2 separate regions of the Homo sapiens genome follow, and region 2 is linked to region 1. Evidence: chromatin contacts called from ENCODE Hi-C or POLR2A ChIA-PET data. All regions are on one chromosome and are shown on one strand. The core of a region is the stretch at or near the end of the contact, and the rest is flanking DNA. Distances in the headings are between cores, read along the strand shown.

The links. A loop is a pair of places that touch in the nucleus more often than their neighbours do. ChIA-PET counts read pairs that join two places held with the same protein, here RNA polymerase II (POLR2A).
Region 2: a map with no recorded cell type shows a loop between it and region 1 (2.5-fold over the local background). The contact joins two enhancer-like sites. A Hi-C loop is called at or near these places in 1 of 37 single-sample maps with no recorded cell type. POLR2A ChIA-PET finds 5 or more read pairs at or near these places in 1 of 52 experiments (H1).

What each region holds. Positions count from the first base shown.
Region 1 is chr7:73,878,986-73,882,665 of GRCh38, forward strand. No RefSeq gene overlaps it. Among named protein-coding and RNA genes, the nearest start is that of TMEM270, 20 kb to the left of the region's middle. Within about 2 kb of position 1,251, at least 11 of the 41 ENCODE cell types and tissues checked have a DNase peak (open chromatin) inside an H3K27ac peak, as active enhancers do.
Region 2 is chr7:74,140,320-74,143,999 of GRCh38, forward strand. No RefSeq gene overlaps it. Among named protein-coding and RNA genes, the nearest start is that of EIF4H, 32 kb to the right of the region's middle. Within about 2 kb of position 1,557, at least 2 of the 41 ENCODE cell types and tissues checked have a DNase peak (open chromatin) inside an H3K27ac peak, as active enhancers do.

The DNA.
Region 1 (3,680 bases), core at 1-2,500:
GAGTGCAATGGCGTGATCTCGGCTCACTGCAGCCTCCGCCTCCCTGATTCAAGCAATTCTACTGCCTCAGCCTCCAGAGTAGCTGGGATTGCAGGTGCCGCCACCATGCCCGCCTAATTTTTCATATTTTTGGTAGAGACGGTTTTGCCATGTTGGCCAAGCTGGCCTCGAAATCCTGGCCTCAGGGGATCTGCCCACCTTGGCCTCCCAAAATGCTGGGATTACAGGCGTGAGCCACTGTGCCCAGCCTGGATGATGTGACTTTCGACTGTCAAATCAATGGCCCTGTTACCCCAAGCTCGCTCCCCGTCCCAGCAGCCCCTGGCCTCACAGCATGTGCATCTCTTTCCCTCTGGGAGCTGCCGCCCTGTGGGTCCTGCTGCCACCAGCCTGCAAGGGCACGATTAGGGTCACCTCCCCTCATCCCAACCCAGGGAGGTGGCTACCACCATTCACATATGGGGAAGGAGGGAAGGAGATGATGTATGACAGAAGCTCAGGGAGGTGGGGCCTGTCCACCTTCCGGGTGTGCCCTGGGGTGGGGGTTTCAGGCAGCCCTGCCTTCCTTTCCTTCCTGGGCTCAGCTGAGAGGGACTGGGGCAAAGGGCTTTTGTCATTTTCTCAACCCACAAACACTTCCGGATGCCTCCTCCATGCTGTTAACAGACTCCAGTGCCTGGGATCACTCACACCCTGCCTCTGCCTCAGTTTCCCCCTCTGAAGGGTGGAGCTGGCTTTGAGAGGGTGATAGACCTTTCAGCTTTTGCTTGAGTGAAGCCCACCTCTTGCCCCAGTGCCCATGACCCACCCACATCCCCAAAGCTGCAGGGCTTCCCGAGCTGGTCTTGGTCCCAAGCCGTGACCATGTCACTCTTACCCCGCCTGGGGCCAGCAAGCCCAGCTCTGGCCCCTCCCTGACGCCCCAAGGAGACTTGTGACAAACAGTAAGAGAGGGTCTCCTGGCTTCACCCTCTCTTCCAGAGGGAGCAAATTCTCCCAGACAAACCCAGCCCATCAACAAACCAGCGACCAAAACAAAGAGGCAGATTACGAAACCCAGATCGAGGGAAAGAGGCCACTCCGAGCTTTTCTCCAGGACAGGGGTTGGCGAAATTGGGCCAGGCCTGTGGGTCACAGCCTGCCTGGCCTGGACTATTTTTGTACCGTCTGGGGGGTGGGGGCTGATGAAATCCCAGCTGCATTTCACCAAAACACTTTCCCCTTAAGCCCGGGCTCCATGTGGTTCAAATTCATTGTCACTTAACTCATCACTCAAGGCTCTGAGCCGCATCCCTCCCCCTCCAAGAAAAAGACGAAAACACACAGTCTCTGGCATGCGGGCGAGGTGGGCGTGAGGGGCCATGACAAACAGACTGACTGTCTTGACCTTAGCCGCCCCTGGCCTCCTGCTCTCCATCTTCCTGGCCCCTTCCACCCCGTGCTTGATGTCCCCAAAGGCTAAGACAGGATGAGTTGCTGTCCAAGCTCCACTAGGGTTGAGTTGGGAGCCTGGACAGGGGAGGCAGTCACTGGATCACTGGTTCTCCCTCCCCTCCACAGCCCGCTGCTGGAAATGGGAAGCTGACATGTCCCAAAGGTCGATGCACTGGAATGCCCGGAGGTCATCCTCTGGGAGTGTCCACATATTTGTGAATGTGTTTGTGCCCATGAGCCAGGAGAAGCCGATCTTCTCTTGCCCCGTGTTGCTTTTCTCAATGTTGGCTCACAGCTGATGTTCATCACCTCAGGGCTGTGTTGAGGTTGGCAAAGGGACTTCCCATCGGAGAGGAAGGGAAGGGCTGCCGGGAGGGGACCCTGGAGGGCATTGGAGTCTTTATCGAATATGAGGACAGGACGTCCGGTTTTGAAACTATGCACTGATCCTATAGTTTCCATGGTAGGGCGGCCAGATGGCTGCAGGTGCATTTAGTGACAGGCCCCCTAACCTGTCCCAGCTATGTGTGTGCCAATCTCCTGAGCCTTTAGTTTAGCCAAGGTTGGCATTTCCCAGGGGGAACTTCAGCTGGGGACCAAGCAGAGCCGCCTGCCCTCCGATTCCATTTGTGTGTCTCTCTCCCCCATTAGACCGTGGGTCTCTCCGGGGCAGCGTTTAGCTGATCCACACTGGATCTCCAGTGCCCAACGCTAGGCTTGGCACAGAACCCAAGCGCAGCAAATGCTTGTGGAATGAATTAATACATTTTTCAAATCAAGTCAAAGTGCTGTTTTCATTATCTTTAGACCAGATTAAATTCAGAGCCACAGCTCTCCAGAAAAATACTGGCAATCTGGCTTTTGCATATTTCACTGTCAAGGAGAGAACTCCTTTTCTGAATTAGCCAGGAAGGCAAGCCCGGGTCCCTAGAGAGAGGCGACCCCTGAGCTCTCCCCTCTTGCCCACCTTGGGACACCTGTGACCCCTTTGGCTCTGATAACCCCTTGCTGGGCTGCCCCTCCAGCTTTGATCCCTGGTTTGCAGACCGAGGGAGCAAAAGGGTGGAGCTCTAGGAGTTTACTTTCCTGGGCAGGGTCAAGCAGTTCCTGATGCAGCAAAGTTGTTTGGGCGCAAACATTTCCCTGTATTGTCTGGCTTCAGAAGGCAGCCAAGAGTCTACGCAGGTGGGAGGGAGCTGAGGCAGGAGTTTTTTCTCTCTCCTCCACTCCAAAGAAGACAGGAGCCTCCAAGCCCCAAGGTGGGGGGTTAGGAGGTCATCTCACACCCTAGGCAGATGCAGAAGACCTAGGAGAGGACAGAATCAGGGGAGGGGGGTGGGGGACAGATGTCATATGTCCTACTGTGCAGAGTTGGGGAGTCAGGTGTAGACAGACATGAGCTGGTCTGAGAATTCAAGTCCAACCAGAGGACCAGGCTGTACCTTCCCCAGGGCATGCTGGGAGATGCCTCTCATTCCCTTGCTGGCTGGGCGCACCAGCCTACCTGAGGCTGTCTCTTAGACAGCTAAGGAATCTTTCCCCTCCTCTGAGGTTTCTGCTCAATGACACCTTTTCTGGGGACAGTGGCTCTGGAGATGGGGGATCCTGGAGGTTGAGAGAGGCTGAGCCTTCGTGGATCTCCAGTATCCCCTGCCTTCTATGCCTCTTTAGCAAGATGCTTCTCCAACTCCTGTTTTTCCTTCTCGGAACTCTGGAAGGATGCCCTCTGCATTTTGGATGTGTTTCCCAAGTGATGCTCCATTGACTATTACTTTGGGAGGGGGAAAAGCTTCTGGATCCAAGAAGCCTAGGAAACACAAAGTCAGACAGGCTATTATCTTGCAGGACTTATCAGAGCCTTGAATTTTTTTAATTTTTAATTTTTATTTATTTTTTAGAGACAGGGTCTTACTCTGTCACCCAGGCTGGACTGAATGGTGGAATTATAACTCACTGCAGCCTGGAATTCCTGGGCTCAAGCGATCCTCCTGTCTCAGCCTTCAGAGTAGCTGGGACTACAGGTGCATGCCACCAGGCCTGGCTATCTTGAATTGTTCATAGGGGCTTTAAAATACAAAAATAAGCTGGGCATGGTGGTGGGTGTCTGTAATCCCAGCTACCCAGCAGGCTAAGAGAAAATTGCTTGAACCCGGGAGGCGGAGGTTGCAGTGAGCTGAGATCATGCCACTGCATTCCAGCTTGGGTGACAGAGACTCTGTCTCTAAATAAATAAATAAATACACACA
Region 2 (3,680 bases), core at 307-2,806, 260 kb after region 1:
AATTGCTTGAACCCGGGAGGCGGAGGTTGCAGTGAGCCAAGATCGTGCCATTGCATTCTAGCCTGGATGACAAGAGTGAAACTCCATCTCAAAAAATAGAAAGAAAGTGACCTCTGGTCGTCCTCACTGCTCATTATGTGCTAATTATAATATATTAGCATGCTAAAGACACTCCCATCAGTGCCATGACAGTTTAGAAATGCCGTGGCAACATCAGGAAGTTACCCTATATTGTCTAAAAAGGGGAGGAACCGGCCGGGCGCAGTGGCTCATGCCTGTAATCCCAGCACTTTGGGAGGCCAAGGCAGGTGGATTGCAAGGTCAAGAGTTCAAGACCAGCCTGGCCAAGATGTGAAACCCTGTCTCTACTAAAAATACAAAAATTAGCTGGGCATGGTGGCGGGCGCCTGTAATCCCAGCTACTCCAGAGGCTGAGGCAGGAGAATTGCTTGGACCCAGGAGGCAGAGGTAGCAGTGAGCTGAGATTGCACCATTGCACTCCAGCCTGGGTGGCAGAGCAAGACTCTGTCTCAAAAAAAAGTGGGGAGGAACCCTCAGTTCCAGGAATTGCCCGTGCCTTTCCCAGAAAATTCATGAATAATCCACCCTTGTTGGGCATGTAATCAAGAGATAACTATAAAAAATATCCAGCCAGCAACCTTAGGGGATGCTCTGCCTATGGAGTAGACATTCTTTGTTCCTTTACTTTCTTTTTTTTTTTTTTTTTTGTGAGATGGAGTCTCACTTTGTCATCCAGGCTGGAGTGCAGTGGTGCAATCTTGGCTCACTGCAACCTCTACCTCCCCAGCTCAAGCGATTCTCCTGCCTCAGCCTCCCAAGTAGCTGGGATTACAGGCGTATGTCACCACGCCCAGCTAGTTTTTGTATTTTTTAGTGGAGACAGGGTTTCACCATGTTGGCTAGTCTGGTCTTGAACTCCCAATCTCAAATGATCCGCCCACCTTGGCCTATCAAAGTGCTGGGATTACAGGTGTGAGCCACTGTGCCCAGCCTATTCCTTTACTTTCTTAATATACTTGCTTCCACTTTACTCCATGGACTCGCCTGGAATTGTTTCTTGCGTGAGATTCAAGAACTCTCTCTTGGCTGGGTGTGGTGGCTCACGCCTGTAATCCCAGCACTTTGGGAGGCCGAGGCAGGTGGATCATGAGGTCAGGAGTTTGAGACCAGCCTGACCAACATGGGGAAACCCTGTCTCTACTAAAAATACAAGAAAATTAGCCGGGCGTGGTGGCACGTGCCTGTAATCCCAGCTACTCAGGAGGCTGAGGCAGGAGAATCACTTGAACCCGGGAGGCAGAGGGCGCCACTGCAGTCCAGCTTGGGCAATAGAGTGAGACCCTGTCTCAAAAAAAAAAAAAAAAAAAAAAGATTAAAAAAGAACCCTCTCTTGGGGTCTTGATTGGGACTCCTTTCCAGTAACAGTGTGAAAGAAAAATAAAATCACCAGACCCCAAACTCACTATGTCAAAGGGCAAAAAGCTAAGCTTAGGAACTGAGTCATACAGGAAACTGCATTTTCTTTTGTTCCTAACCAGATAGCTGCAAGATTGAATGCCACGTATCTCCACAGGTGGCTTCCCTCACCCTGACCATGTAAATTCAGCTTACCTTCACAGGTACAGGACAAATAAAAAAATAGAAATCTGGCCAGGCATGGGGGCTCACACCTGTAATTCCAACACTTTGGGAGGCTGGGGTGAGAGAATTGCTGGAGCTCAGGGGTTGGAGATCACCCTGGGCAACCCAGTGAGAGGCTGTCTCTACGGAAAAGATTTTAAATTAGCCTGGTGTGGTAGTGCACACCTGTAGTACCAGCTACTCAGGAGGCTGCATTGGGAGTATTGCTTAAGCTCAGGAGGTCGAGGCTCTAGTGAGGTGTGATCGCACCGCTGCACTCCAACCTGAGCAACAGAATAAGACCCTGTCTCAAAAAAAAAAAAAAAAAAAAAAATCATGGCCGGGCGTGGTGGCTTACGGCTGTAATCCCAACACTTTGAGAGGCCAAGGGATCACCTGAGGTCACGAGTTCGTGACCAGCCTGACCAACATGGTGAAACCCCGTCTCTACTATAGACAAAAAATTAGACAGGCATGGTGGCACATGCCTGTAATTCCAGCTACTTGGGAAGCTGAGGCAAGAGAATCACTTGAGCTGAGGCGGCAGAGGTTGCAGTGAGCCAAGATTGCACCATTGCATTCCAGCCTGGGCCACAAGAGTGAAACTCTGTCTCAAAAAAATAACAATAATTTTTTTTTTTTTTTGAGGTGGAGTCTTGCCCTGTCACCCAGGCTGGAATGCAGTGGCACGACCTTGGCTCACTGCAAGCTCCGCCTCCCGGGTTCACGCCATTCTCCTGCCCCAGCCTCCCGAGTAGCTGGGACTACAGGCGCCTGCCACCACGCCCGGCTAAATGTTTTGTATTTTTAGTAGAGACAGGGTTTCACCATGTTAGCCAGGATGGTCTCAATCTCCTGATCTCATCATCCGTCCGCCTAGGCCTCCCAAAGTGCTGGGATTACAGGTGTGAGCCACCGCGTCCGGCCAATATTTTTCTTTTTTTTAAATCATACTTCCAGGCCAGGTGCGGTGGCTCACACCTGTAATCCCAGCACTTTAGGAGGCTGAGGTAGGCAGATCACAAGGTCAGGAGTTCGAGACCAGCCTGGCTAACATGGTGAAACCCTGTCTGTACTAAAAACTACAAAAATTAGCTGGGCGTGGTGGCACACACCTGTAATGCTAGCTACTCAGGAGGCTGAGGCAGGAGAATTGCTTGAGCCCGGGAGGCGGAGGTTGCAGTGAGCTGAGATCACACTACTGCACTCCTGCCTGGGGGACAAAGTGAGACTCTGTCTCAGAAAAAAATAATAATAATAAATCATACTTACCCCCACCCTAAGACAAAAGCATAATTGACTTCTTCCTCTACTCTGTGTTTACTTTATCTTGTGTAAAATACAGATATATTTAGCACAAGATGAATTCATAATTGACTGTTCCTTTTTCCCTCCTTTCACATGTGTTAAAAGAAAAACTTCAGCCAAATTAAATTTAAGGGAGTTTAATTGAGCAATGAACAATTTGTGAATCGGGCAGCCCCCAGAATCACAGCCGATTCAGACAGACTCCAGTGCAGCCATGTGATGGAAGAAGATTTATAGACAAAGGGAAATGACATACAGAAGTCAGTGAGGTACAAAAACAACTGGATTGGCTACAGGTCGGCATTTGCCTTATTTGAATATGGCTCAAACAGTTGGCTACATCTGACTGGCCAAAACTCAGTGATTGGCACAGGGTGTGGGCTATGGCCGAGTTATACCTCCGCTTGTTACAGTTCACAATGTACAGAAAAACCTTTAGGCCAAATTGAAATATGTAAAGAAGCAGCTTTAGGCTAAACTTGATTAACGTATGTAAGATGTGGATTCAGTGATCATGAATGAAAGCCTCACAGAAAGTGACCACTTATTTCACTACCTTCCCTAGTGTTTTTGTTGTTGTTGTTTGTTTTGTTTTGTTTTGTTTTTTGAGATGGAGTCTCACTATATCATCCAGGCTGGAGTGCAGTGAAGCGATCTTGGCTCACTGCAAGCTCCGCCTCCCGGGTTCACGCCATTCTCCTGCCTCAGCCTCCTGAGTAGCTGGGACTACA